Regions from separate parts of the Homo sapiens genome. Here regions 2 and 3 are each linked to region 1. The links are chromatin loops, found by intact Hi-C in ENCODE. Cell type or tissue: PC-3. All regions are shown on one strand. Links, peaks and the distances in the headings refer to the core of each region. The heading gives the core; the rest is flanking DNA.

Region 1 (10,904 bases), core at 2,170-7,169:
TTTTATAGAATATACTTTAAAATGAATTGATTTAACCTAGGAGGATTTATATTTCATGAACTGAGTATTTTTAAAAGATAAATTTTATTTTCCTTTGAGTTCTGCACACCTTACTGAAATACTACCTTGTGGAAAGGTCATGTGTTTTAAATTTTGTGTCTGGTTCTGAAAAACACCATACCAAAAAACATTAGCTTTAGCTTTTCTTTCTTTCTTTTCTTTTCTTTTTTATTTTAATTAATTAATTTATGTTTTTGAGACAGAGTCTTGCTCTGCAGCCCAGGCTGGAGTGCAGTGGTACAATCTTGTCTCACTGCAACCTCTGCCTCCTGGGTTCAAGCGATTCTCCTGCCTCAGCCCCCTGAGTATCAGGGATTACAGGTGCCCACCATCACGCCCAGCTTATTTTTGTATTTTTAGTAGAAACAGGTTTTCGCAGTGTTGGCCAGGCTGTTCTCGAACTCCTGGCCTCAAGTGATCCTCCTGCCTCAGCCTCCCAAAGTGATGGGACTGCAGGCATAAGCCACCACACCCAGCCACCTTCAGCTTTCCTGCTATTTGAAGTTAATGAAACCTATTTAGCTATCTCTTTCTTACATTTCCATTTATTTAATTTTTATTTTTTTCATCATTTACAGCCAACTGCTCTGTATTTTTTCCTTGACCTGTGAACAACCTGGTGTGAGAATGATATCTTGATTTCACAATTAATTCTACAAGTATTTATTGTGAGGGTAGGTCACAAGCAATAATGATGAGTTTGCCCCTTATTCTACATGTGTTCTTGTCTCTGGACACTTAAACATAATTACAAATTTAACTGGGATATTTGTAGTTTCACCTTCAGCGAAAAGCTTTTGTGAGCTAAGAACTTCTAGCTTGCTGACATTTTCATTAAAAAGAAATGAACAACAACAAAGAAACCCTCTCAGCTTAAATGGAGACACAGTGACTCATCAACAATATTCTACATCAAGAGCCCATTAACATTTTTGGTTTTTGCCCACGGGACCCATTTGCTATTATGACTATGATGTATATTTTACATACTCTGAGAGTCCTAGAAAAATGATACATATCTGTATGTGGCCATGTGACTGTAAATACTGATTGAAACAGAGTTATTCAATAATTTTTTGGATATTTTCCTGATATGTTAACATTTTATAAAGAAAGACACATTTTCTATATTTATCAATATGTTTAATATAGGTACAAGTCCTGAACCTCAATTTGTTTATTTTCTTTATTTAACTCAAAATTAAATAAATTTTTGCGGACCTAAATCTGTAAGTCAATAATTGATTCAATTATTTGGGTACTTTAAGACAAAATCAAAAGTTCACATGGATAGATCTACATTTTTTATATAAAAAATATTAAAATCATATATATGTTCAAGGTAATTTTTGAAATGTTCGGAGGGTAAAATGGGCTAATATTATTAAATTAGAGAGTACGTGTTTTTTCCTTCTATTTTCACTTCTTATTTATACCTGTCACCACAGAGTTTCCATCCTACATTAAGCTTACCAGCTACATAACTACACTTCAGCCCAAAGCTCCATCATTCTAATTTTGTGACTTTCCCTTTCCGTACTTGGGTTACTGTGTACAACTGCAATCTTTGTAAATAAATGGGCACCTACTGCTGGATGTTTATATTTTTACTCAGCTATCTCATTCATTCTGCATAGTGATAATTCAAACCTTCAAAATTTTCGTCAATCATGTTCTTACCAAAATCAAATTATATTCAAAGTTGATTTCACCATTTATTTCTAAAAAATTATTAGATATTTTACTGAAGTTCACCATAGCTTCAAAACACTGGAATGAGCCAACATTATTCTCATGTTCTTTAAAGACTCTATGAAAGACCAATCAATCCAATTCTGTTTCATTCAAATTTCTTAATGCCACCTCACCATCCTCAGTAAGTTGTTTTTCCCCCTTTAAATATAGCATATACATATACATTCCATCTTTACTTGTTTTGTTTTCCTGTAACAGTTTAAATTTGCACATGACTTTCCCATCTTAAGCAAAAACAATATTATCTTCCTTTCAAAATTAAGATTCCTGATAAAATATCCATATTTTAATAATTCATAATCATCTCACTAAAATTTGTTCTACTAGATCTACTATGTTTCTTAAAACAACTTTTGCTAACATTACCAACGTTATTTGCTGCTAGGTTTAACAGAATTTCTTCAGTCCTACTCTTACTTAAAAATCTGGCATTAACCATTAACCAACTTGATCAAATCTGCATTTTTAGTAGACTCTTCCATTAGATATATACGTAATATTTCCTGAGTACTTTGTTTAAAGATGGTTTCTGTGATCTGAATATGTTCTCCAAAACTCATACGTTTAAACTTAATCATCAATGTGAAACAGGTGGGAACCTTTAGAAGGTGATTAAGTCATGAGTACAGAGACTTCATGAATGGGATTAGCATTTATAATGGAAATTCCTGGGAGCTGTCTCTCTCTTTCTTTGTCCCTTCTGCTCACTCTTTCACCATGAGAGGACATAACATCTTTCTCCTTTTTGTACTTTTATCATTTCCACCATGTGAGGACATCTAGACATTGTCGTCTATAAGGAACAGGCTTTTACCAGACACTGAACAGCCTGGTGCCTTGATCTTGGTCTTCCCAATGTACAGAACTGTGAGAAAATAAATTTCTACTCCTTATAAATTACCCAGTCTCAGGTATTTTGTTGTAGAAGCACAATGACAATGGTTTTATAATTTGAATTATATCTCCCCCAAAATATGTAGAATTCTTAACACCTAGAAACTGTGAACATAATTTATTTTAAAATAAGATCTTTGCAATTAATCAACTTGAGGTTGTTAGAATGGGTCCCAATCAAATAAGACAAGCGCCCTAATAAAAGGGGGGTGATTTAGACACAGACACAGACAAACACAGAGGTAAGACAATGGGAAGAAGGTTATGTTGATGCAGGATATTTCTCTGTTACTTTTGCCAGCTGGAGACACCTGGCTGGCAATGCCCTTGCCCTGCCTCGGCCTGTGGCCCTGGGACTGGCTCGGATCACACCGCCCTTTCTGTCACATGAGGCAGCTGCCCTCCCCACCTCCAAGAAGAATGAGAATATGCTGAAAATCTAAGAGTGAGGAAAGCAGAGAATAATTTTACTGAGCAATGGAACAGCTCTCACTGGAGAGAGGATGTGGGGGTAGTGCTTTTATGGGCTCAGAATTGGGGAATGTGTGCTGATTGGTTTGTGAATATGCAAAGAAAGGCTAAAGCAAAGGCACCACTCAAAAGTGGGCATGGCAGTGTAGAAAACCAAATAGGAAAGGGTAGGTATATGTAAAATAAGTGAAGGGTGGAGATCAATCAGAGGAAAGCACACCAAATGAAAAGACAGGTTTTCAATCCAGTCCACAGATCTGTAGCTTGGCTTTCAGGCTTTAAACTGTCTTCGGCTTGGAGGTGGGTTTCACCAAGGACCCACCCCTATCTGCCTAGGCATTCGTCTGCCTCCTGCCACTATCAATATTGCAAGGAAAGGAAAATGGCAAGGATTTCTGGCCACCACCAAAAGGTAGGAAAACATAAGGAAGGATCTATTCAAAGTCTCGATAGGACTATGGTCCTGCCAACCCTGATTTGAAACTTACAGTTTCCAGGCATGTAAGACGCAATTTTCTGTTGTTTTAAGATACCCAGTTTGTGGTCCTCTGTTAAGGCAGCTTTAGCAAATTAATATAGATGCTGCTTTTTTGTTATTTGCCCTTTTCTTTCTTCTATTCTTAGTCTTCATATTCCCCACATTACCTTATCAATTACAGTGGTTACAATTATCATCAATACCGGAAAAAATTTTACATGCCATTCAAGGCCTTTAATGATCTAAGTTTTTATTTTATGGTTCATTGCTTTTCACTTGTCCCTTATATGCTACATTCCAGTCATGCTTTTCTTTTGCATAGGGATTAAGACCATGGTATCTTATGTAAGAAACCAGCTCTAAAAGGTAGTTGTTTTGGTGAAAACTACCAAACTTTTTAAGCCTCAATTTCCAGACCTTCCAAGCTGAAGTTATAGAAACATTCAAGAATGCTACTTTCTAACTATGCTGTCACTTCTCTTACTTGTTTCTTTCTTTTATAGAACATACTATCAACTAGTGTTTTCTAATTCTGGGGGTTAGATGTATTGAAAAAAATTAAGTCTCTAAATGAAGGCAGAGAAAGTTTTTTATGTGACCACCATGCATTCTCTATTTGCTGATCCCTTCTTCATTTAGTCTTTTATAAAGGTCCAGATAAAAAGATTAATATGAGAAATAAAGTGCCAACACAAATGGAAATTATAAACTAGCTGATTATGTTGGTCACCAGCAATAATGTTTATATGGAAACATTCAAAATATGTTTGATCTAAGATTTAATGATTCCCAATAAATATTAGTAACTCAAAAATTGGTATATACCTATTTTGGTACATTTAACATATTTCTACCCAGACATAATTTAATATTGATAAATAAATATGTCAGTACAGTTTCTAATTTTGATTTATTTTTTCTCTTCATTGTTCAAAAACTGCATATTCTTTCTTGATATCTTTAAATTACTCAATTTTTTTGTGTTGGTGATATTTGTTGTTTGTTTTTGCTCTAGTATTTGCTCTCAGTATTGTTAGATTAATAATTAATCTTTGACGCCTATCACAGAGTTCAGGGATTTGAGTATTGAAAGATTTCTAGAATTTTTAGTTGAAGAGTTTATCAGTATATACATATAGGACAAAAATGTATTAGTAGAAATAATAAGGCTTACTGGTTCCACCTAGTGGCAATGTAAAGCAAGTTTAAAAGTAAAATTATTAGCATTACTAAAATGATATTAAATGATTTACATAAAGGCTTTTTAAAAGTTTACTTGGAAAACCTTTGAGTAAAAGTAGATATTCAATGCTATCCAACTAAATGTACTTACTCACTATGGGAATAACCCACTATGTTAATAACTCAAAAAAATAAATTTTGGATTTCTACAGCATTTTGTTTTCTGGTAAAATAAGTTATTTTCTTATTTTTGAAGAGCTGTCCAAGCAATACAGAACTAACTGAGTTATTATCTCCTAATAGTAAACTTTTTTGCTTATTTTTCTACTAATTAAGCATATGTTTTTCTCCACACCGCTATTAAATACCATTTATTCAGTGGCTGGAACTTTAATAGTCCTAAGGATATTTATAAAGCATCAGAAACAAAACCATATAAATTTAGAAGGTAACACGATAGTTCTTATAGACGCATTCATCTTTCATATGAGCTAACAAAACATTTTTAGGATATCTACCACAACCTCGACAATCTTCAGTGATTTCAACAACTAATCATTAGGGCTTTTATTAGCAAAAGCCTTGTACTTTTTACAAAACAATATTTAAGCAGATGAAATGTTGCTGCCATAATACAAAGCACTAAATTCAGTTTCCTTTAAAATGTATAATTGTTTATGGCATTCTATCCTAATTGTGTTTATTATCATGAAGTATGATGAAAGAATGATATATGAATAAATTATGTTTAACCAATGCAAATATCGGTGGAACACCTGCCATAGAAAATTATTTTTCTTTCTCTGCATCAATAGCACCTTCAAGTTTCTTATGCAAGCCATTTATGTCTTACAAGTAGCTTCATTTTTATTCTTTTTAATGTCTGCAAAAATTCAAACTGTACATAGCATTTTTATTATAGAAAAATATTTCTGGTTTAGTTATGACAAATTGAGTTTTATATAATATATGAAAGTATCTGATCTGTATACAAAACGTATTGCTGGGGGAAAATCACTTAATGCCAGATATAGTTAACTAAACTTTCAGATATTTTAAAAGGAGAAAATAAAAGGAAATTACAACAGAGTATTATTTTTAGATGGAAATAATATGCTATATTAGGCAAAAGAAATAAAATCCACAGTGTGTCAACTTTCAATCTTGCTTGTTTAATTAATTTTACATACAAAAGAAAATGACTTAAAAACCATTCAGTGGCAGCAAATTACTATTTTTACCTTTGCAGTTTGCTATGGATAAGTTTCCCACTTCCTTACATAGCTGTCACCACTGTGAAAAGTTAGTGTGGCTATTACTGAACACTAGAGGAGAAATAATTTGTGAAAAGAGCATTATCCTTACATTCTTGATAATGTTATATTGAATTACATTAAGTCATGAAGAATGCAAACAAAGACAGGTAATATGTTGTTCAGACTAATAAAAATACTAATCCAATATGCTTAATTCATATATTATCAATTGCTTATATTTCAATCTAAATGTATAAATGAAATTCATTTTTAAATCATATTGTGTAATCTTATTGATGACAAAGAATGCCCCAAAATCTTAAAACCATTGTTGTAAGTAAGGATTATGCAGCAAGGCTCATATCACAAATACCTATTACTCCTCCGGAGGGAGAAAAAAATTAAACTTGTGAGAGAACCTACGAAAAGTACCTAGACTTTCAATAATCATTAAGTCTTAGAGAAATTGAATATGTGAGTATACAGCAGTATACAACACACAGAATCCATGTATACTTTCATTTGGTAATCTGAAAACTGCCCCTGAAAAAGCTATTATCTGATGATACATGAACCACAAACCATAGATTCACCCAAGTACAAATAAAGTATGATAACATAGTACTTTGAAGATTAATTAATTGAGCATATTGACATTAGATTACACAAAGTAGAATGTGTTTTTATTCCAAGTTGTAATTTGTTAGATGCATGTTTCTGCCTCAAGGCATTTATACCTCTCTGTTCCTGTGCCTGAAAAAAAAAGTCTTTCCCCAAGAAACTCATTGGTCTTGCACCATGATGACCTTCAGGTCTTTACTCAAATGTATCACTCCAGTTAGACCTCCTTTGACTTCTGTATTTAAAATTACACTCTTTTTTTGAAGGTAAATTCAAAAGTGAATGAAAACCTTAGTCTCCCATCATGACCCCAGTATCCTTATCCATTTCGCTTCTTTATTTTTCTTCATAACATTTATGACCATCTGAAACACTGTAGATGTTTTTATATACACTTAATATATGGCTTGCCACCCTCACTGCTATGTAACCTCCATGAAAGGGAGAGATTTTTTTTCTTCGTATCCTGGATTTTTAGTGCATAGAACACTACTTAGAACACACATAGAAAATGGACTGCAGATTTATTTTGACAAATTAAGAGAATCATAAGATGAATAAATGATTAACCCAAATATGTACTGTTTAGAAGGTCACATTGAGGAGCTAGAGATGACCATTTGGATTACAAAGAAGGGCACCTTTCATACTGACTAGTGCTCAGTGAGGGTTACACACATATGTGTCTATGGTGAAACGTCATGTAGGGTTTCTCACAGAAAGTTTTCTTGCTTCTTTTTTCCTTCTTTTCCCTATTAAGTGTGGATGTTTTCCAAAGTCTGTACCTAGAATCTCTACATATTTTCTTTATACGTCACTTTGAAATCTCAGTTTCCACAACTTCAACAAACATCTGCAGGTAAAGTGATTCCAAATGTTAGTTATCAGATTTCTAGGCTGCAGATGTTTTAACAGTCATACACATACATGTGCATGCGTGTGCGCGCGCACGCGTGCACACACACACACTATTATATATTTTCCCACATTTTAAATTCATATATAATCACGCCTGTAATCCCAGGACTTTGGGGGGCCGAGATGGGCGGATCAAGAAGTCAGGAGGTCAAGACCATCCTGGCTAACACGGTGAAACCCTGTCTCTACTAAAAAGTACAAAAAATTAGCCGGGCGTGGTGGCACACTCCTGTAGTCCCAGCTACTCGGGAGGCTGAGGCAGGAGAATCACTTGAACTTGGGAGGTGGAGGTTGTAGTGAGCCATGATCGCGCCACTACAATCCAGCCTGGGTGACAAAGCGAGACTCCATCTCAAAAAAAAAAAAAAAAAAAAAAAAAAAAAAAAAAAAAAAAAAAAGAAAAAAAGAAAAGAAAAGAAATTTACCCTTTAAAGTACACATTTTAGTGAATTTCAGCATTTTTAGAACTTTTGGTTTATTCACAGATTGTGCAACCATCACCATTGTCTATTTTAGAATATTTTCACACCGAAAAGAAGTGTTTTACCTATTAGCATTTGTTCTCCATTCTCCCTTCTCTCAGCCCTTGGCTAATATTAGCTATTAGGAATAATGCTGCTATGAAGAGCCATATACAAATGTTAATATGAACTATATTTTCAGATGCTTTCAATGTTATTGGGTATATCATCCGTGCCAATATGTCTATTCAAATATTTTGCCTAACCTAAAAAATTCTGCAATTTGTTTTTATGATTGAGTTGTAAGATAATATTATATATTCTGGATACTAGAAGCTTGTCAGATATGATTTGACCCATTATGTGGATCATCTTCACACTTTTTTGATAGTGTCCTTTGAAACACAGAAGGGTTTTAATTTTGAATCCAATTTATCTTTTTTCTTTTGTTACTTGTGCTTTGGAGCCATATCTGAAAAACTATTTCTTAATCAAAGATCACAAAGATTTATAATTATTTTGTATTCTAAAAGTTTCATAGTTTCAGCTTGTATATTTAAGTCACCGATGGCATGAGGTAGGTTTCAAATTTATTCTTTTGCATAGGGATATCCAGTTGTACCAGTGTCATTTGTCAAAAAGGCTATTGGCACTACAATATCTTGCTTGTAAATCTAGCTATATTATTTTAAAAAGCAGCTTACAGCCATAAAAGTTATAGGCAATCGCCTCAAAAGAAAACACTCACATAGAGATATATCTTTATTGAGGCTGCCTCTGTCTTCACTATCATTCATGCTATTGGCTCTGGGATCTTAGAGAATAAAAAAGCCATTTGACTTTTCTATGTATTCATTGACTAAAAATTTTATGTTGAAAATCAAAGAGTATTTGATTCCTATAAAGTGTTGGGAAAAACTTGAACTTACTCTCTAATAAAGAAATAAAAATGTAAATATAATAATTCAAAATTTGAGAGAAAAGTTGTGGAAGGGTTTCTGATGCAGCAAGCTTGAACACAAAAAATTATATTATTTGATAATTTACCATTAATATATTGATTTAGGATATCCCTTAATAAACTAGAAAAAAGTATAACATAAAAATGAAATTATGAAAAAAAAATATTTTAAAAGTACAAAACATGAATACCTTTAAGATTTTTTTTCTTTCTTTCTCCCGCATTTGATATTAACAAGGATGCTGACAAAAGAAAGGGGAAAACAACCACTTTATAGCATAATTAATTAGAAATAGAATAAAATAAAATGAAGATTGACAAAAAGTCAAATTCTGTGAATATCCTCAGCTAATACATTTGATAACTTTAATGAAATTGAACATATGTTAAAAAAGTAAAAACAGCCAAATTTTAATCAATAAGAAATGGTAATTTGCACATGAAATATTGATGAAAGAAAGTTAGACAATTAAGCAAAGGAAACAAATAAACACAAAGCTAAATGGGTGAGTGCAGTTTCAGAAGTGAACTGCTGCTTTTTTTTCCAACAATTAGGAAGAACCATATAGATATTATCTGTTTTTTTCAAGGGCAAGGAAAAGACTTAAAATTGCAATTAGTTTTAAAATATAAAAGTAAACTGCCATACTAAATTCTGGCAAATACAATGTGAATAAGGAGAAATTCCAGGCACTTAGAGAAAAACAATAAAAATCTCAAATAAAATTTTGCTGAGTAATCCAAGTAAGATTCAATTTTAAAAAACATTGCAATATAATCCATTACATTAGCATATTAAATATATAATTATTTTGATGATTGCTCAGAATATTTGATAAAATTCAATTTCACTTCCTGCTTTTTTAAATTTTAAACAACACTGTCTATGTAATTTATTTTGTAGGTTGCTTTCAACGTTTACTCCATATATTCATATAAATTTATCAGAAATAAGATAGAGTCATTTGCAAACCATGATTTTAATAGTATTTTAAAATATTTTAATTTTTTATAACCTGTGGAAAGTAGTGGTCACAAACCAAAATCATTCCATGCATTTTCCAAAATAGCTACATTAAAAAAAAGAACTATTAAATCCATATAAAAGCTACATGATCATTCATAAATAAAAGAACATAAATATCACAGACCTCAAATCACTTGTAAGTAGAAAATTGCGATAAAATTCCAGCAGAACTCTTTTGAGCTCCAGATGAACTTAAACTGGCATACACTAAACAGAAAAGCTACGAGGGCTGACTAGCCTCTGAAATCTTAACACATAATACAAAGACTCTTTAATTAAAATAATGACATTAGTACTTCTTTAGAGTAACATGCCAACAAAACTTAAGGCAATACTGGTGTTAGAAAATCACTATTTTGCAACTTTCATAAAATGACTTATTGATTGATTCCCATCAATGGATACTAAAACCATTGATTAAATAAAAAAAGAATACCAAGATAGTTACATATTCTCTAGTATTTTCTACTACTTACTAATTACAAAGGAAAAACTAACTTTACAATGGAGAAAGAAACCTGAAGACACCACCACAACCTAATATACTTACCTAAAATGAAAAACCTGAATCTGAGTATGAGGAAATATCAGGCAAAGTCAAAGTTCCTACTGAAAAATAATAAATTAAGAATAGTATGAACATGTATATACTTGGCAGGACCAGAACAAGTTTTGCCTCTCTGTTTTCTGTTTTACCATAAACTCTTTCTTTTTAAAATGTTTCTCATGCACTTTTCAGATCTCAATGTATTACAGTAGTTGTTAGAAATAATGCTTTTTCTTCATATTTTTTCTTATCTGTATATTTCTTTTTTCTTTT
Region 2 (10,904 bases), core at 3,839-8,838, 740 kb after region 1:
GCTGGTTCCAGATTCTTGTCCCACATCCAAGAGGAATGAGATACGTGGACACTGGAGATTAAGCAAGCTGGATAAGTGTTTTATTGAGGGACAGAAGGAAAAGTCCTCAGCAGAGGGGGGACCTGAGAGAGCATGTAGCTCTTCGTTTGAGAGGGGGCCTGAAAGTGGGTAGCCTCCTGTGTGGCTGAGTCTGGGGCTTTTATAGGTTTGAAATGAGGAGCTGTAGGCTGTAGGTAGCCTTGGAAAAGGCAACATTAGATTTATATAAAAGCATTATTCAGAAAGAACCAATTGGCTGGGCACGGTGGCTCACGCCTGTAATCCCAACACTTTAGGAGGCCGAGGCGGGCAGATCATGAGGTCAAGAGATCAAGACCATCCTGACTAACACAGTGAAACCCCGTCTCCACTAAAAATACAAAAAATTAGCAGGGCGTAGTGGCGGGTGCCTGTAGTCCCAGCTACTCGGGAGGCTGAGGCAGGAGAATGGCGTGAACCCGGGAGGCGGAGCTTGCAGTGAGCCGAGATTGCGCCACTGCACTCCAGCCTGGGCGACAGAGCCAGACGCCGTCTCAAAAAAAAAAAAAAAAAAAAAAAAAAAGACAGAACCAATCAAGAAAAAGTGGGCAAACAGGAATAGAAGTTCTCACTCTGCTGGAGGGATTTATCCGGAACCAGCAGCCCAGTGTTCAGGCTTCAGGCTGTCTTTGGCTTGAAGGTCAGGTTTCACCAGGGACCCACCCCTGTCTGCCTAGAAATTTGTCTCCTGCAGCTATCACTAAATATAGAGGTGTGACCTAAGTGCCATGATTTAAAGGATGGTATAGTTTCCCTTATATATCAGGGAACTTCTCTGAGGACATGGGCAGGAAAATTTGATGGAATAGAAGACGAAAGAAAACTAGTCAATGTAATATATGTAATGTGCACTCTTCAGAGTATGTTGCATATATTAATTTATTTAATCTTCAGCAAAATTCCTTTGGACTGGTACCATGATCTTGTTTGTTTTCTAAATGAGTTAGTCCAGGCACAGAGTTTAAATAATTTCATCAGATTCTCAAGTTTGTAAATTGCACATGTATCTAGGCAGACTGGCTTCAGTGCCCATTTTAAAGCACTATGCTATGCTGATTCTGAAAGCTCTTGGTACGGTTTGAATGTGTTTGTCCCCTTCAAACTTCATGCTCCAATTTAAATCCCTCTAAAATTCAGGTGTTGCCAGTTTGATGGTATTAAGACGTGGGGCCTTGGGGTGATTAATTCATGAGGGCTCCTTCCTCATTAATGGAATTAAGGGCCTTATAAAAGAGGTTTCATGCAGCCTTCAGCTAGCTTTCCCTTCAGCCTTCTGTGCACAGTAAGAAGGCCCTCACCAGATCAAATGCTGGCATTTGATCTTGTCTTCTCAGCCTCCAGAAATCTGAGGAAAAAATTCTGTTTATTATAAATTACCTAGTCTCAGCTATTTTGTCATAGCAGCACAAATTAACTAAGAAATACACTAATAGGTAGGTAAACCAGAGAGGCCACACTCTTAGAAGCTTGGGCCCAGAACATCAATGAAGAGGAAACCAAAACGTGTTAAACACACTTTAAACATATTAATTGCAGGTGGGATCAACATAAAGTCTCTGTAATGAGCTAACTGGATACAGTGTAATAATGGCATGTTGGTGTATAAAAATTTGATAAAAACTGGGCTGGGCACAGTGGCTCATGCCTGTAATCCCAGCATTTTGGGAGGCCAAGGTGGGCAGATCACCTGAGGTCAGGAGTTCAAGACCAGGCTGGCCAACATGGTGAGACCTTCTCTCTACTAAAAATACAAAAAATTAACGGGGAATGATGGTGCACTCCTGTAATTCCAGCTACTCAGGAGGCTGAGGCAGGAGAATAATTTGGACCTGGGAGGCAGATGTTGCAGTGAGCTGAGATCGTACCACTGCACTCCAGCCTGGGCAACAGAGTGAGACTCTGTCTGAAAAAACAAAACAAACAAACAAACAAATATGATAAAAACTGGCCAATAATGGAGTTTAAAAACTTGGCCTCTATCAACTTTGAGAGACTCCTAATATCCAAAGGTAAGATAATTTGAGTATTGGTTAGAATAGTAACTACAATACTTTAATACAGTGATTGTTTTTATTAAATGGTTAACTGGGTAACAGAATAATTTGAAAGACTTGAAAGAAAAAGTCTTAAGTATATATCCTGGCTTTCTTTCATGAATTTTGATGAACTTTCTATCAGTGTGTTTAAATATTTGTGGTCTGATTCTCTTTTTATAAAAACTGTTCTAAATATAAATGAAGAAATGATAGAATTATAATATTATATTTCAATCCCAATGAAATAATGTTGTTAATCAACGTTTGTAAATAGCTGCAAAAATGGAGTAAAAAAGATGTTGTGTACTTCTTCATAGAAAAATACAAGACCATGAAGAAATTTTGCCAAACATTAAAAAACAAAAATTCAAGTATGATAAACTAATTTTATTGGCAAAATAGTGGAATTCTTCTCCAGGTGCACTTCTATACAGTACTATACATTATAAACTGATTTAAATTCAAGAGATCTCCAATTAAAAATGGGTTTTTCAAAACTACAACTAAAACAAATTTCAAGTTATATGTTTCATTGGGGTTCTGATGAAACATATAAGGTAAATTATTTGTTTCCAGTATATCTGGAATAGACTAGAAAGAATACATTTCTGGCATCTCTGGAAGGACTAGAAAGAATGTCTAGTCCTTTAGTGCATTAAAACAGTAGTGAAAACATATACCCTAAAGTTTAAATTTAAGTGTCATGAGACCCCAAGAGTGGGTGAATTCTTTTTACCGTAAACCTCCGTAATTATCTGTCACCTCTCATTCATAAATTGCATCACACTTATAGTAAGCTATTTAATGTTTATTGTTAAACTTTTTGCTCCATGAATGAAGGGCACTTGTCTCTCTCATCACTTTATCTGCATTGTACCAATAAGTGCTCCTTGACCAAATGTGATGTTCTTTATTTTCATAATGTTCTTCATCATGTTTGATGAATGCCTGATACAAAAAATATATATCTGGGGAAAAAAGAAAAATAAGCAACATTTTTTGTTTTTTGTTTCAAGTGTTACCAGAATAAAGGCACTTGGTAATAGGACTTTTCTTTAATAGTCCTGATGTAATATAAATTTGTGACAATGGAGAGAAATTTGGAGAAAACACAAATGACTCAATAATGACTTCTGTACAACTTTCATACTGATATTTAACAGCAATAATTTTATTCCCAATTAAAGGGAAACAGCACTGAATAAATCAATGGAGAACACCAGTTTATTTTAGCACTCAATGTATATGTATTTAAGAAATTGTATCATTGGACATAGGTTATCATAAATTATCATATATATTATTAGTATTAGGTTAAATATTACAGGATTATGGATATGACAATAGAACTAATAAAGCAGTGATAATATTTATATAGAATAAAGAAGGACAAAATATTATCATTAATAAATGTAGAAATATAGTTTGAAAATGAAGAAAAACGACTTGGCCTATAAGGCAGTATAGACATGTGGATGGGGAAATAACATAGTGTTGAGCCAGTCATGATGATAATCTATATTTCAGCAACATTCAAAGTATGTTCTATATAACAGCAAATGCCATGACTATAGTTTTTTGGAACTCAGTTGTGTGGTACTGCAGCCAAGACACACACACATGCACACACACACACACACCCACAAACTTTTTTAGTATATTTGATTTGCTGCACATTTGATAGATTAATTCTTCTTGAATTATGAAATCATCAGCAAACTGATGCATATCAGTAACCAAATTCTATATTTGTTTTGTAAGTAGAGTTCACTTAATTTTGACTTTCAATTAAGTTTTAACATTATCTCTCAGAAATGCTTTAGGGAACTAAGTTTATATAAATTAGGAAAATGTTGCTATGTAACTGTATAAAGTACTAGTGCTGATGGTATTTCCATGTAGATAAGAGGTTTCAAATATGCAATTATCAAATGAACAAGGAATGCATTCATTTAAAAAAGGCAAAACAGGATGAGATTTACATTGATGTTGGAGGTCTCTGAAAAGTTATGTTAATTAATTTGGATCTGACATAATTGGTAAAACATATGATGGCAAATGATTGTTTGCTAAGGTATGTATTTATATTATCTTCCAAGTATAGGATTATGCTTTATAAAATACATCAATATATTTTATTGGAAATAGGATAATATAAACTGCCCTCAAATTATAATTTAAGAACATTTATGACCCTGTGTAATTCATATGTTATTGGCCATTGAATAAATAGTAATGCAGCAATAAAAAGTAGTACATCAAGCTTTTTATGGATATCAGAAAGTTTGATAGTGTTCAACAAATTGTGTTCTATGAACAAGAGTACATTTTCTATTTGTAATTGCATTGGAAACTGATGTCTCCCATCAATTGATTCAAAACAACCTGCTATAAACTATAGAACACTGATGCAACCAGGAAAGGACAGTTGCCAAGTTGGTTATAGAGACAGGTACATAAAATGACAACACATAATTTTCAAAATGGTAAAATCATTATTCCTAGACAAATATAAAATGAACATATGCTAAAGATTTTAACACATTATTCAATGAGAGAACTCAGGACTAAAATTGCTGGGTCAGATTTCAAACTGGATAATGTCCCACATACCATAAAGCATCAGTATTATTGGTTCAACTGGACAAACATTATATGCATCTTTGTCAGGCTGAAAACAACAGTTAACAAGTGACATAACTAACTCTGAGACATTTAGTAGAAAACAACAAGATAAACTAATTACCTTTCTGTTGAAAATACATATGTGGGTCTTTGCCCTGATATGATAATGAAAAATGGGATACATCACCCACCTTTGGACTTATTTCCAAGTTTCAATAACATTTTTAAGAGAATGGAAAACTATGGAATTATGCTATCATTCATGGAAGGGAAACATGAAATGTTCCCAGAACAAAACAAAATGAAAAATATCTTATGTTGTGGATGACATGAGAAAAGACACAGGCAGTCATTGTCAGCCATAATGGGTTTGCATTCAAAAACCTCTGAGGAGCTGAGCACAAAGACAGGTATAAAAATTTCACTGAATCATTTCATAATTTGAAATTAAAGCAAACATGCTTAGAATTAGAGGCAGCCTATGATGTGGGAACCCATTCCCTGTCAAAGCAGTGTAATCACTGTGGCTGGAGATACCAAAACAAATTCTCAGAGAGTACATAAAAGTTATACAAGTTGAAATTTTGACCAAAAAAAATCTAATTTCTAGGTAAACTCTCATATTCTGTGAATGTGTCCCCATTTTATCAAATTTTAAACAAAAAATAAATTATTTTAATTTGGATCTCAATGTAATTTTTATTACCTCAAGTTTGGCTTCTTGTATTTGAATTAATGATTATAATTATTTGGTTAATTTTCTTTCCTTGTTAAGATTATATTCATTTGTTCCGCATACTGTTGCTTTTTTATGTTAAGTGAGTATGTACATTAATCATGATAATTTGGTGCCTGGATAATTGTCCCAAGGCACAAGGGATTATTTTGTAAATTATATTTTAGCAATGCTATACAATCTGATTTAAAAATTACATAAAAGTAAATCTTAAGAAGAAAATGTCCTTAAATGAATATGATAGATAAATGTATTTGGGGCTTATAATTTTTTGTTAAAATGCAAGCTATATATTTTGGTTTTTGTCTATGCTTAATTAAAAAGGCAGGTGAGTGAAGTGGAAAGGTCTGAGATTTGTAGGACAAACAGCATTAAGCTGAGGAAATTACATTTGATTCATAAGGCAATAAAATACGAAAGTGCTAATACAGACCACAAGATATTCTGGTGACTTAGGCTGCAGATAAGATTACAATTGCTTGATAAAATAAACAATTATACTGATGCAATACATTATACACAATGTATAACTCTATTAACCTGGCATGTAGTCCTGAAAACACTTTTTTTGTATGACTCTCTTAACATTTTTTTTTTTACCTGCTTTAATTATTTTATGAATGTGACCTATGGTGAGACCGTAAGGTCATCATCATATTTAGCCCCTATGGTGTTTAGGACTTTGACTTGCATGTTGAAAATGCTTTTAGGTTCTGTTGAATAACTCAGAAACTGAGGAACATAAAGGTTGCTATATTTTCCATTTCAAATTAATCAGGCTGTAAAGATTTGTAAGGATTTTGACCAAACATAGGTCAACCATGCTGAATGTTAATGAAACTTATGTGGAAAGTACTCCCCAGTGACTGATAATCAAGAATCTTTACCCTTTTGCACAATTTTACATCCTGTTTTTAATATCATAATCTTGCTTCTGCCTGAAATATTTTCTTTATAAGCTGGGGCTTTTACTCAATTTATTAACACGCAATATCTTCCTGGAGGATTTTGTTTGTTTGCTTGTTTGTTTTTAATTTTACTTATTGATTTTTTTTTCCTCACTGAAACAAAATAATTTGGAAGACTTGTCACTGTGTAATCCCCTCTGTGATCCCAAACCTTTTTTCCTTGTTTCTTTTAATTAACTAACATGTCAATCAGATTTGTACCGCTTGTGTTTTTACCCATTATCACTGTTTGTATAGAGTTTTAGTTTAATCTGTATGTATATTACATCCACCCAATTCTTTGATAAGCATGGGTTTTTGTGTCGATGTGAGAGTGAGAAAATGTTTAGAAAGCCGATGCTTTCCTCATGAAGCCTTTTCTAAAACTTTCCTAAATCTTAGGAAGAACAATACTGCCATCCTAAGGCAAATTAAGTTTTAAGAAACACCACCAACTTTTGTACACATTTTAGATTTGTATTTCACACTTTCATATTAGATTTATAATCCCACCTAATTTGAAAAAAACAAAACCTAATACATCACAAGCTTGATGACATTTTTACAATATTCTCAGTACTTCCTCCAAAAATATTCCATATTTCATAGAATATTTTTTTAAATCATGTATTTATTTTACCCCTAATATATACTTTGATTTCAGAAGTTTAGTCCTTGTCTCAAAATGCTAATTTGACACTTGGAGGAAATATGGACAATGGCAAAGGTATTTTAAGACCTAGACTTTCACTAATGATATGTGAAAAATTATATAGAAATTTACATGACGCGCAGAATTAAGACTAATGTTCTTAAGTCTAGAGAAGCAAATGCTAGAGAAGGATGAAAAGTATAACTAGGAGTAAGCCTTTATGGCCTAGAAAAAATGTTGCTGTAATGGAAGAGAGTAGTTTAGAAGGAGGAGATATGGAGTAGCATGCTATCTGCTTAGGAGACCAACTTGAAAAGCATTTGCTGAATGGTGGCATAGAAGTAAGCATTAGTGGTACTTCAAACAGCAGAATTAGCAGTATTCTATGGTTATTATAGCTGGGTAACCTTCAATTAAATATTTATACTTCCTTACAGTGTTTCCTTATGATCACTGTTTTCAGAAAACGTTTTATTGGAAATTAGAAGTTTGAAGACCTCTAATGTCTACCATCCCAACATCTGTCATTTACTCAGTCTCTATTTTCACCTGCTATCTTCTAATTTCCAACTATCACCTAAGGCAACATGTATGTGTATTCGCTGTTCTAAGTATAACCTCTATAGTCTGTGTTTTTAAACCCATCCTTGTTTCCTAGGAAATAAATACAGTAAAGTCCTAAATCTTTCACACTCAAATACACTCACAAGAATACCCCCAATAATCAATTTCTACTGCCTATACACAATCACCATGTTGATCCACATTTCTGATCATGCCAAACACTAATACAAAAATATTGAAAGTCTTCATAATTACAATATAATGAAATTGTAACTATCGTGCCACTAAAGAGTGTAAACTAAGCAAGTACTGCTTAGTTTTTCTCTGTATTTCATTAGTCTGTAAATATGTATGCTTTCATCATAAGGCATGCTCACTTTCCCTGGACATGTTTTCACATTTCCCTTTTCTCACCTTCCTTTGTATTACTGTTTCCTATGTCTTAAATCAACTGTTCTCTAATTGCCAGGGGAAACCCATTCCTCCATATAGTATTCTGCCTGTGTAGTCAAACCAGTTAAAGTTGATTCCACTTGTCATTTCTATTTACTTATAGTACTTTGAATCTTCATTACATCGTCTCATAATTGATACTAGATAGTAAGATTTGCTTTGTTGGGAAAGGCAATGAGCCTTGGTTATGTTTAGACTCTACATTTTCTAATATGTATCTCTGCATACCTTTTTATGAATAAAACACTAAATTTGTATTGGAAATATATTAATTAAAACTCATATTTTACCCCTTTATCTTCTACACGACCCTGGGAAAAATTACTTAATTTCTCCCAACTTCTGTTTCCTCTAGTAAGGGATGAAAGTAATACTTTTTTTGCAGTGACACCACAATGTGGGTAGTAGAAACATGATTAATACAATATTTATTTTATAAATATAACATCCTGTTATTATGAATGCAAGTTGACTTCTGTCTCAGTCCTCAAGTACACATCTTCACTATTCTTCTTTTTCACAAACATCTTCAGAATTTTTTTCTTTTTTTTGAGATAGTTTCACTCTGTTGCCCAGGCTGGAGTGCAGTGGCGTGATCCTGGATCACCACAACCTCTGCTTCTAGGTTCAAGCAATTCTCATGCCTCAGGCTTTCAAGTTGCTGGGATTACAGGCATACGCCATCATGCCCAGCTAATTTTTGTATTTTTAGTGGAGACCTGGTTTCACCATGTTGGCCAGGCTGGTTTCACCATGTTGGCCAGGCTGGTCTCGAACTCCTGGCCTCAAGTGATCTGGCCACCTCGGCCTCCCAAAGTGCTGGGATTACAGGTGTGAACCACCAGGGCCAGCCCCATCTTCAGAAGATTTATACACTATGTATTCCCTTCCTCTATTTAGTTTCTCACCACCAGATTTTCATGTGTTGTATAACTATGAGACATATGAAGTATGTCATATGTCATAACTATTCTAAATGACCTTTGAGAGTTCTCAACACTCTTGGTACTGTTAATAAGTATAAATTATTTCTTTAAGCATAGCCCTGACAATGACCATTTAATGTTCAAAATCTGTCATGGCTCCCACCTAACCATGCAATTAACTATAAAAACCTACTTAAGAACCCAAAACCTCAAAATGTGAACCAAGGTTGAGGAACTGTTTATAAATAACACAAAATGTCTTTTTCAAAAAACTTTATTCTTGCTACATTTTTCTCCAGAATGAACTTATTTTTCATATATTTTCAATGCTGAAACCAGATTGATTTTCCTGCATAACAATAATTCTTGCAGAAAGTAATTTCTCTTTTCTTTAAATTTTTGGAATTCCTGACTTTTTACTATGAGATACATCTACTTACTTCTTTATCACAGGTATGTATATGCATGGATTTTCTATTTTACTAAATATATTTTACAAAATATAGCAAGTACCAACAAATACTTGTCGAATGAACTCTTTCCTGAAAGCTATGTGTTCCTGAAAGCCTCAAAAACTATCAAACTCTGGGAATAACATAATGAAATGCCTGTTCTCAGAAAACACTTTTGGAAGTAGATTAGACAAGGGCATGCTCAGAATCAGAAAGACATGTTACATACCGTTTCATAATTATGATGAAAAATCATGAAGAGCTGAATAAAAAATGACAGTGAGCATGGAGATGAAGTGGCCAAGAAGTGGAAACATGATAATGTGACTGATTTTATGAGACTGGAGGGAAGAAAAAAATGAAGCCCAGGATTTATCTGTCAGGTTTGCAGCTTGAGCCACATATTAGACGACAGTGTTGAGTCTTAAGATTAGTAACAACAAGAGGAAACATACGAGTCAATAGACATTGAATTTACTTTGGGATATATACTGGGAATAAATCTTTCATAATGATTCAGTAACACTTTGAAGGCAGACTTACATTTGTAGGAGGATTGGGGTTCATTGGGGTTCATAGGCTTAGGGAGTTTGTTTTTTAATTGTGTTCATTAGATACAGTTGATGAAAACATAATTTACAAATATTTCTTTCTTTCAAAATTTTATGAGTATATACACGTATATATTTATGGGGCACGTGAGATATGTTGATATATACATACAATGTGTAGTAAGCACATCAGGGTAAATGGGGTGTCCATCACCTCAAGCATTTATCATTTGTTTTGTGTTACAAACATTCCAGTTATATTCTTCCAGTATTTTTTAAATGTAAAATAAATTGTTGTTGACTGTAATCACCCTTTTGTGCTATCTTTTTTTGCTGTTTGTTTGAGACAGGGTCTCACTCTGTTGCCAAGGCTGGAGTGCATTGATGTGATCTCAATTCACTGCAGCATCTACTTCCGAGCTCAAGCAATCCTCCCACCTCAGTCTCCCAAGTAGTTGGGGCTATAGGCATCCACCACTATGCCCAGCTATTTGTGTTTATTTTTTGTAGAGACAAGGTCTCACCATATTGCCCAGGCTGGTCTCAAACTCATAGGCTCAAGTAATCCTCCCACCTTGGCCTTCCAAAGTGCTGGGATTATAGGTGTGAGCCCCACTCTGGGCTTGTGCAATCAAATTCTAGATTTTATTCATTCTATCTAACTATACTTTTGTACTCTACTGGGGAGTTTTAGAATATCTCACCTATTAAATAATGGTGATAATATAATAACTTATTAGGTAACAACACTTCTTACAGTGTAACTGACTTCTTCCAGTGACAGAATAAATGAAGTGAACTTCAAAATATTTCAATTATTCTGAAGTTGCCATGCTTATCTTTCTGAAGTTGTATTATGTAAAATGTTTCCTAAGTGTTTAGAA
Region 3 (10,904 bases), core at 3,697-8,696, 610 kb after region 1:
AGATAGGAGGTAGGAGGTTAAAAGGTAGGAAGTTGGCAGTCATAGAGAGCAGATAATTAAGGTCAATTTAGCCCGGTTTGGCTACAGCTCAGAACAACTTTAACAAAAAAAAGAATGAGATTGTGACAGAAAGTTATATTCAACTCTTATTTATGTTGGCTTTCAATGAAAGTTTTGGTGTTTGGTTGAGTCTATACTTTCCTTACTGCTCACATATACTAATAATTTGTACATGGAAAGGCAAAAGAAAAACAATTTCAAAGTGAAAAATATAGCTGAATGATAGAAAGGAAGTTTCTCTGATAAAGTCAGACTCTCTTAAGTTCGTTTTGAAGGCACATTTTTTTTTCCCACTCTGCTGCTTTGCTATTTCCAGTGACATTAGGGGACCATTAAGAAAAATACTCCATAAGATAAGCTTATCTTCTTGCTCACTACCAAATTCAAACACAGAGTATGCCTGTGAACAACTGCTAATGATTTTTTCTTTTGCTTTGCCTCTTGTACTAAAACTCTGTGAAAGACACAGACCCACTGTCAATCAGAGGGTACAGAATTTAGAGTTACTTTGTGATACAGGCTTGAAAAGTATGGTTTCTATGCAAACTTAAAGTGATAGTTATCCATATACTAGCAATTATCAGTGGAAATTTCAAGATTGCCATTGTAGTTTTATAATGAGAAGGAAGATGACAGTGTGTGATCCCATCAAAAAATTGAAAAGGAGAGAAAACCATCACCTGATTATTTTGAGATGGAAATTAATGGTGGTGGTGACTACAAAAAATGATCTAAGAGAACAATGTGTATCATGTTCTTGATACTTAAAGTTATTTTAACAGATTTAGAAGATGATATTACTCTAATGCATGCAATGATTAATAGTATAATTTGTAAAGTACTACCATTCTATTCTAAATTCAAATCCATTTTATCATTGAAAATGTTATAATGAATAAGAAATCATTTAATTTAAAAATCAGCTGCTTAAATCTAAACCCCTATGGAAGCAATAATAATAATTTATATTTATCTAGTTATTATTTTTAAGTTTTCTCAAGTTTCAGATCCTTTGCCTTATGCTTTTCATATAATATTGCTAAAGTAGTCACTTAGCTTGGATACCTTTCACTTCATTTATATGTAAGAGAAGAAAAATATCATCTTTAATTGCAGGAAATTAACAATATTTCTAAAGAGTTTTATTTTTTATTGCATTTATTTTGTCAAGTCTGTCTGTATATATCCTACTCCAAATGTTGTAACTCTTGAGCCAGGTACTATTTGTTTCTTAAACTATTATTTCCATAAATAGTACATAACACATAAGCAAAGTCCACGTTGCTCTTGCTTTGAAGTTGACCTTGGCATAGAATTAAATTTATAAATATCCCAGTTCAATAATGTAATTGCAAAACCATTTAGCTTTAGCAAAGACTCTCAGAAACACAAAAAGGGGATGCCATTTACATGATAAACAAAATATTTTTAAGCCCATTTTTGTCAATATCTCTCTTCTTCCACCATTCCTCCTACATCTGTGTATTTCATACCTATGTATTACAGAGACTGCCTTAAATCTCTCAGTTCTCTATTTCAGAACTTTCTCAAACTCTCTAAATTTACATTACCTTTTTTCATTTTCTACACCAACCACCTACCTTCTATTCATTGCCCCCAATCTGCACCTTCCAGGATACAGGATTTTCTATTATACCTTTCTTATACAGTGCCTGAACTTTCTTTCCTATGTAAATTAGTTTTGACTTACTCACTTTCCTGTGTCTCTACTTCATTCATTACTCTGATCAAAATGAGCTGAGGGAGAGAGTAAGTCTGTGAATAAACCAGACATTAATTATCACCTCCCCTGATATGTAGGTAGTAGCAAGTGGTAATACAATATTTTGTTTGGTTACTATTACTGTTGGTACTATAATTGTTTTAATTTGACAAAAGTACCTCCCATAATAAATAGCAAAAACTAGGATATTCTGAAAATAGGAATGTATTTTATACATTTGTTAAATCCCAAGTATCATACAATTAGCATGGCGTATGTGCTAAATTAACTGTAAAGTGTTTTTAAATAGTTTTTATGCAACCAAATGTTTAAAAATAATAAAAGAAGAGGAAATAAAACCATGTGGTAATTTAGACTTTGAACATGGGAACTTCCATTACCTGGAAAGGAAAGAAGGTAGTTAAACATTAGATCCTTACCATCTGTGTTTCACATGTCTTTTAATGTAAATTAATGGTCATGTTATCCTCTTAAACCATTTCTAAGTTTTTATTTGAGAGTCCACCATAGGTTTCTGGACTATAAATTTTGAAAGGTGTTCATTCATTCATTTATGAATCTAATAATATTCACTGGGTACTCACCATTTGTCAGGCACAGTAATGAATATAATTTACACAGTGGTCAACAGATACAGATGAAGATTCTACTTTCAAAAAGCTTTATTATACAGGAAAAAACATGAAAACATTTTCCAGACTGGCAAATCACTTGCAAATGACAAGGATACTATGGTCCCTATGAAAATTAACCCCTCTGAAATGGAGAGCTGACAGGGAGTAGTGCCACAAAAAGGAAAAATATGTCATCAATAGTGAAAATATTTAACACTTATTGAGAAATTACAATACACCTTGGTATAATTGAGGAAGTAGCAAACATTGCTCTGGAGTATTTAAATTTATTAAATTATTTAATCTTCAAAACTCAATGAAATGTTTACTGTTATAAACCCAAATTTGCAAAGGAGGATACCACAACCTAAATAACTTGCAATCTATTTAATTGTAATAACTTTTAATAACAATACTTTATTGTTTGAATTCAAACCCAGACAGTCTGCATTGGAAACTTCCCTTTCCCATCCCCTAAAAAAACAGGTCTCAGCATAATATTAAAATAAAGTAGAACTAATGTGATATGTTTGTATTTTGCAATATAGGCTATTACTAATAAAATTTATGAAAGCAAAATGGCAAAAAACAATTTGTTTGCAAGAAATAGAGGAATTGGGGCAAAATATAGGCTACATTTTCTAAAACTTCAGTAGCAAAAGGGAGAAGGGAAATATAAAAGTCATTATCTTAAACAGAATAATACACCATGAGTGACATGTTGTCTTGTTTCAGTGGAAAAATTATTTAATATAGGAAGATCCTCCTCTTTATTTGAGCTAAAATTACCCCCAAAAAAAGAGAGAATAGAAAGAGAAGGAGAGGAAACACTACAATTACTGCTAAAACACAAAAATAGTCATTCAATAAACAAACCTATAACTGCTCTTAAAAAAAAAAAAAAGTCTTTAAAAAAAAAGACTAGGCCAGGTGTTGTGGCTCATGCCTGTAATCCCAGCACTTTGGGAGGCCGAAGCAGGTAGATCACAAGGTCAAGAGAAAGAGACCATCCTGGCCAACATGATGAAACCCCATCTCTACTGAAAATACAAAAATTAGCTGGGCATGGTGGCACATGCCTAGTATTCGGGAGGCTGAGGCAGGAGAATCGCTTGAACCTGGGAGGTGGAGGTTGCAGTGAGCTGAGATCGCTCCACTGCACTCCAGCCTGGCGCCAGAGCGAGGCTCTGTCAAAAAAAAAAAAAAAAAAGACTACATTAAATATATTAAGTTGAGCCAAATGAAATTGATATTCAACTCTTCCTGTCCTTCAAGAATGGCACTTTTGTACGGTTTAGCCTAACAGAAAAAATTGTAGATTAAGAAGAGATACTAGTTCCCAGAAAAAATGATATACTTTATACTTAGGAAGAAATAAGAAAATAATCTATGAAAGAAAGAAGAAAGAATAAGTTTATTTTAAAACATAGTACCAATTTATTTATTTATATTAATTTATTTGCAATTGACAAATATTTGTATATCTTTATGGGGTATAATTTATTTATATTAATTTATTTGCAATTGACAAATATTTGTATATCTTTATGAGGTACAATGTGTTGTTTAGATCTACAAATACATCGTAGAAAGATTCAATCAAACTAACTGTAAAAAGAATGCCTATGAAGAATGAGATAAGGAATTTTCTAGGCATGAATAAATAAATTGGGACAGGAAATTGAAAAAAACTAAATGTGAATTACAGTAAATTTTAATACAGCCAATATCAGAGTTTTATGAAGTTTTCTATAGGGGCTCAAGATTCTAGTAGCAGGTGACAAGATAATAGATAATATGACCTTTTGGTCAAAGACCTATAAGCCTATTAGCTAAGTTATAGTGATGCTGAATTTCTAATTACACATATAATACTTTTTAAGCTACCATTTTTTGATAGCTATGTAGGAGGTTTTATATATGCCCTTTGCAGATAATCTAATGAGTATTGTCACTCCCAGTCTTGCCTCCCCCTTATCCAATTTCTATACTGCAGCCACAGTCATATTTTTATAATATAAATCAGATCAAGAGACTTTCCTGATTAAAACTCACTCTCCTCTCTCCCTTTCTCTTATGTCTTTTTCCTTGTCCTTCTTAAACCCAATGTAGGCAGATTGAACATTTATTCACATTTTCAAAAACTCCAAGCCCCTGACTAACTCAGGTGCTTAATACATGCTTATTTTCCTAGGACCCCACTCTTCTTTTCACTACTGGGAAACTGGCTTTATCCTGGACCTTCAGTTTCAGCTTAAATATCCTTGCTTCATAGAGAAAATATTTAAACACATGGTCAAAGAAGATTGTTTCTATTCCTGATGTTCATTGGACCCCAGTCGTATCCTTACAGAACTTCTCATTTATAGTTACATTCACTCCTCAGCATCATTGGATTAGTTCCAAGACATCCCACAAATACCCAAATCTGCTTATTTTGAAGTCCTTTATATGAAATGGTGTAATATCTGCCTATAAGCTATGCATATCTTCCCATATACTTTAAATCAACTCTAGATTACTTACAATAGCCTCCCTACCTGCCAGCCCTTCCAGAGGCCCCTGCCTGGCTGCTCCTGCAGGAGCATGTGCACAGCACAGCCTCTGCTGCCCAGCCTGGAAGTTTTACCAGTGGCCCCACCTGAGTGTTTTCCCAGAGGCCTGGAAGCACTTTGGATCCCCCAGCACAACCAGTGCCCAACTTCAGGGTGGCAGAATACAGAGCCATGGGCTCAGTCCCAGTGCCTCAAGATTGCAGCACACAGCTTGGGAGTGTCAAGCTGCGATCTGTGGCTGGTGCTTGAGCGGACAGGGGAGACCTCAGTCTCAGAACACTGAAAAGGGATGAAAGATGTGTGGTTTGTGGGCTGGCAGAGTAGCAGAACATGCCTCCCCTCACAGGGCTGGTCTGGGAAGGATGTAGCTAGCTTTTCTGCCAACTGCAGGTTTTGCCCAAGGGAGCCCCGTAGCCCAGAACATCTAACAAAAGAAACACATGTAAAGCACCAGTAATCACAAGAGGCTTCCTTAAGGCCCAGGAGTGGACCTGGAGAGGAGAGGGGGTCATGTCTCTCCACAACCCACCACCCCCGGCCAGCCACAGAGAGTGCTGCAAACGCACTGAAATACAGAAAAGACACGTGGCTAAGTAAGCCTATCTGCTGGCCATTACTCTTCAGTGCCACCTACTGGATGGCAGCCTAAATCTCACAACCCAAAGACTATTCCCAAAATATACATTGCCTGTGAAATCTAGGGCTACAATCTCACAACAAATACACGTTCCATACAGAGCCTTGGCCCTCTGAAAGCACCCAGAAATGAAGCCAGCTGAGTACACTCAACCTATATTACAGTTAAACCCTCAAGAGAAATAAATAATATAAAACCAAAAGCCCCATCCAAATGACAGCTAATCAAAAAGAGGAACACTAGCCCTCTTGATGAGAAAGAATCAGTGAAAGAACTCTGAAAATTCAAAAAGCGAGAGTATTCCCTTACCTCCAAAAGAGTGAAACAGCCCTCCAGCAGTGGTTCTTAACCATATTAAAATGACTGAAATGATAAACATAGAATTCAGGATCTGGATAGCGAGGAAGCTCACCAAGATTCAGAAGAAAGTTGAAACCCAATCCAAGGAATTCAATAAAATGCTCCAGGAAAAGAATCCAATAAAACACTACAGGAATTGAAAGATGAAATAGCCTTTTTTAAGAAAGAACTAAACTGAGTATCAGAATTTAAAAGTTAACTGCAAGAATTCCTTAATACTGTTGGGAGCATGAATAGCAGAGTAAACCAAGTTGAGGAAAGAATCTCCAAGCTTAATGACCAGGTCTCCAAAGCAAGTGAGACAAAAAATAAATAAATGAATAATTTTTAAAAATGAGCAAAACCTCTAAGAAATATGGAATTATTTAAAGAGACCAAACCTATGACTCAATGGCATTCATGAGAGAGAAAGAGAACAAGCAAGTTGTAAAATATGTTTGCAGATAGAGTCCTTGAAAATCTCCCCAGTCTTGCTAGGGAGATTGACATGCAAATTTTAGGAATACAGAGAACCCCTGCAGGATACTGTAAAAGATGAACATTCCCAAGGCATGGAATCATCAGGTTCACCAAGGTCAACAAGAAAGAAAAAATCTTAAAAGCAGCTTGACAGAAGGGTCGGGCCCCTTTTATAAAGTGAACCCCATCAACTTAGCAGTGAACTTCTAAGCAAAAACCTGAGAAGTTGGAAGAGACTGGGGCCCTACTTTCAGCATCATTAAAGAAAAGAAATCACAACCAAGAATTTCATATCCTGCCAAACTAAACTTCATAAGCAAAGGAGACATAGGATCCTTTTCTCACAAACAAATGCTAAGGGAATTTGTTACCACTAGACTAACCTCACAAGACGTACTTAAGGGAGTGGTAAACATGAAAATGAAAGCACAATATCAACTGCCACCAAAACACAGTTAAGCACTCAGCACACAGACACTCAAAGTAAATACTCAATCAAGTCATCAGATCTACAAACAACCAGCTAACAACATGATAACAAGTCAGAATCTCATATATCAATACTAACTTTGAATGTAAACAATCTAAATGTTCTGCTTAAAGGCATAAAGTAGCAAATTGTATAAAGAGACAGGACCCAACTGTGTACTGCTTTAAAGAGACCTATCTCATATGTAATGGCACCCACAGACTCAAATTAAAGGAATGGAAAGAAATCAATCATACAAACTGAAGACCAAAAACAGCAAGGGTAACTACTCTTACATCAGATAAAACAGACTTCAAACCAATAACAATTGAGGACAAGGAATTAGCATTACATTACATAATAATACAGAGTTCAATTCAACAAGAAGACTTAGCTATCATAAATATATATGTACTAAACACTGGAGCACCCAGATTTATAAAACAAGTTATTTTTGAGCTACAAGAAGACTTAGATAGCTACACAATAATAGTGGGAGACTTCAACACATTACTGAAATCATTAAACAGGTCTTTGAGACAGAAATCTCACAAAGAAATTCTGGACCTAAACTCAACACTTGACCAAATAGATCCAATAGACACCTACAGAATACTCCACTCAACAACCACAGAATATACATTCTTCTCATCTATACACAGATTGTGCTGTATGACTAACCACATGCTCTGCCATAAAGCAAGTCTCAATTAATTCGAAAAAACAGAAATCATACTAAAGACACTAGTGGATTAAGGTGCAATAAAAATAGAAATTAATACCAAAACCATCTCACAAATCCAAACAATTACATGAAAATTAAATATTTGGCCCCTGAATGACTCTTGGGTGAACAGTGAAGTTAAGGCTGAAATCAAAATATTCCTTGAAATTAGTGAAAATACAGACACAACATACCAAAATGTTTGAGATGCAGCTAAACCAATGTAAAGAGAAAAGCTTATATGCAAAATGCCTACATCAAGAAGTTAGAAAAATCTCAAATGAACAGTCTAACATCACACTTACAGGAAGTAATGAAAAAGAGAACAAATCAATTTCAAAGCTAGTGGAAGAAAAGAAATAACTAAAATCAGAGAAGAACTGAACAAAATTGAGACATAACAATCCATGCAGAAAATCAATGAAACCAAAAGTTAACTTTTGGAAAGAATTAAAAAAATGATAAACTGCTTACTAGATTAACAAAGAACAAAAAAATAAAAAGAGAGAATTTACAAGTAAGCACAATCAGAAATGACAAAGATAGACATTACAAGTGATCCCACAGAAATACAAAAGATCCTCAGAGACTATTATGAATACCACTATACACACAAACCAGAATACCTACAGGAAATGGGTAAATTCCTGGAAACACACAACCTTCTAAGACTGAAATAGGAAAAAAAAAACGAAAACCTGAACAGACCAGTCATGAGTTCCGAAACTTAATCAATAATAAAAAAAACCTACCAACCAAAAAAAAGCCCTGGCCCAGGTAGATTCATAACTAAATGATATCAGAACAGAAAATAAAGCATTGTTACAAATCCTACTGAAACTATTCCAAAAAATTGAGGAAGAGCGTTTCTCCTCTATTTCATTCTATGAAGCCAGCATCACCCTGATATCAAAACCTGACAAAGATACAACAACAACAGTAACAACAAAATCATAGACCAATTACGCTGATGAACATAGATGCAAAAATCCTCAACATAATACTAGCAAATTGAATCCAGCAGCACATCAAAAAGTTAATTCACCACAGTCGAGTAGGCTTCATTCCTGAGATTTAAGTTTGATTCAACAAAACAATAAATTTGATTCACCACACAGAATTAAAAACAAAAATTACATGATAATCTGAAGATACTAAAATAGCTTTTGATAAAATTCAATATTCTTTCACAATAAAATCCCTCAACAAGCTAGCCATCAAAGGAATATTCCTCAAAATAATAGGAGCCATCTGTGACAAACCCAGAGCCAACATCATATTAAACCGGCAAAAGTTAGAAGCATTTTCCTTGAGAACTGGAAGAGGATAAGGATGTCCACTGTCACCACTCTTATTTAACCTAGCAGTAGGAAGTCCTAGCCAGAGCAATCAAGCAAGAGAAAAAAATAAAAAGCTTCCAAATAGGAAAGGAATTCCTCAAAGTATATCTCTTTGCTGATGATATGATTCTATACATAGAAAACTCTTAAGACTCTGCCGAAAGGCTCCTGGAACTGATAAACTTCAGTAGAGTTTCAGTATACAAAATTAATGTACAACAATCAGTAGCATTTCTAGACACCAATACTGTTTTAGCCAAGAACCAAATCAAGAACACAATCTCATTTACAATAGCGACCAAAAAATAAAACACCTAGGAAAACATCTTCTTTCTTGTAGAAAGATCTCGATAAAAACAAAACAAAACAAAACAAAACCTACAAAAACACTGCTGAAACAAATCAGAGATGACAAAAATAAATGGAAAAATCATACTGCCAAAGCAATTTACAGATTCAATGCTATTCCTATCAAACTATCAATGACATTCTTCACAGATTTAGGAAAAAGACTCTTCTAAAATGCATATGGAACCAAAAAAAAAAAAAAAAATCCCGAATAGCCAAAGCAATCCTAAGCAAAAAGAACAAAGCCAGAGGCATCACATTACCCAACTTCAAGCTATACTACAAGGCTACAGGAACCAAAACATCATGATACTAGTATAAAAACAGATACACAGACCAATTGAACAGGCTAGAGAACCCAGAAATAAAGCCACACACCTACAACTATCCCATATTTGACAAGTTCAACAAAAATAAGCAATGGGGAAGACTCCCTATTCAATAAATAGTGCTAGGGTAACTGGCTATACATATGGAGAAGAATAAAACTGGACCCCTACCTTTCACCATATACAAAAAAATTAACTCAAGTAGGATTAAAGATTTAAATTTAAGACCTCAAACTGTAAAAATCCTACAAATAAAACCTATGAAATACCCTTATCAATTTTGACCTTGAAAGAATTTATGGCTACATCCTCAAAAGCAACTGAAACAAAAACAAATATTGACAAGTGGGACCGACTTAACTAAAAGCTTCTGTACAGTAATAGATACTATCAATGGAGTAAACAGACAATCTGCAGAATGGGAGGAAATATTCACAAATGATGCATCCAACAAAGGTCTAATATCCAAAATCTATAAGGCATTTTAATCAACAAGCAAAAAGCAAATAACCCCATTAAAAAGTGGGCAAAGGACATGAACTGGCACTTCTCAAAAGAAGACTTACAAGCAGCCCGTGAACATGAAAAAAATACTTATCATCCCTAAGCTTCAGAGAAATGCAAATAAAAACCACAATGAGATAGGATCTTATACCAGTCATAATGGCTTTCATTAAAGGAGAAAAGAGGGCTCTTACACACTGTTGGTGGAAACGTAAATTAATCCAGCCACTGTGGGGCAGAGTTTGAAGATTTTTAAAATAACTGAGAGGTGAGCTACCATTTGACCCAACAATCCCCTTACAGGGGAAGAAAAATAAATCATTTTACCAAAAGGACACATGCAACCATATGTTCATAGCAACACTATTCACAATAGCAAAATATTGAATTAATCCAGGTGCCCATCAAAGGTGAATTGGATAAAGAATATTTGTTACATGTATACTGCGGAATACTATGAAGTTATTAAGAAGATCAAAATCGGCCAGGTGCAGTGGCTCATGCCTGTAATCCCAGCACTTTGGGAGGCCGAGGCAGGTGGATCACCTTAGGTCAGGGGTTCAAGACCAGTCTGGCCAAAATGCTGAAAACCCATCTCTACTAAAAATACAAAAATCAGCCACATGTGGTTGCGGGCACCTGTAGTCCCAGGCTGGGCACAGTGGTGCAAGCCTGTAGTCCCAGCTACTTGGGAGGCTTGAACTCAGGAGGCAGAGGTTGCAGTGAACCGAGATCACGCCATTGCACTCCAGCCTGGGAGA

The links. Peaks named below come from ENCODE experiments on the same cell type or tissue, not always from the same donor. Only the 100,000 strongest peaks of a DNase experiment are listed, where the experiment ranks them.
Region 2: a loop joins it to region 1, with 6 times the contacts of the local background. A loop is called at or near these places in 3 of 110 quality-filtered maps.
Region 3: a loop joins it to region 1, with 3 times the contacts of the local background. A loop is called at or near these places in 2 of 110 quality-filtered maps.

What each region holds. Positions count from the first base shown.
Region 1 is chr13:63,118,999-63,129,902 of GRCh38, reverse strand. No RefSeq gene overlaps it. Among named protein-coding and RNA genes, the nearest start is that of LINC00376, 200 kb to the left of the region's middle. In PC-3, for the core only: a CTCF peak has its summit at 4,837 (motif pointing left); no DNase peak of the experiment used is centred there.
Region 2 is chr13:62,383,774-62,394,677 of GRCh38, reverse strand. No RefSeq gene overlaps it. Among named protein-coding and RNA genes, the nearest start is that of LINC00459, 66 kb to the right of the region's middle. In PC-3, for the core only: a CTCF peak has its summit at 6,841; no DNase peak of the experiment used is centred there.
Region 3 is chr13:62,507,055-62,517,958 of GRCh38, reverse strand. No RefSeq gene overlaps it. Among named protein-coding and RNA genes, the nearest start is that of LINC00459, 190 kb to the right of the region's middle. RefSeq lists enhancers at 4,637-5,176, 5,109-5,178, 5,279-5,418, 6,762-6,821. In PC-3, for the core only: a CTCF peak has its summit at 5,606 (motif pointing left); no DNase peak of the experiment used is centred there.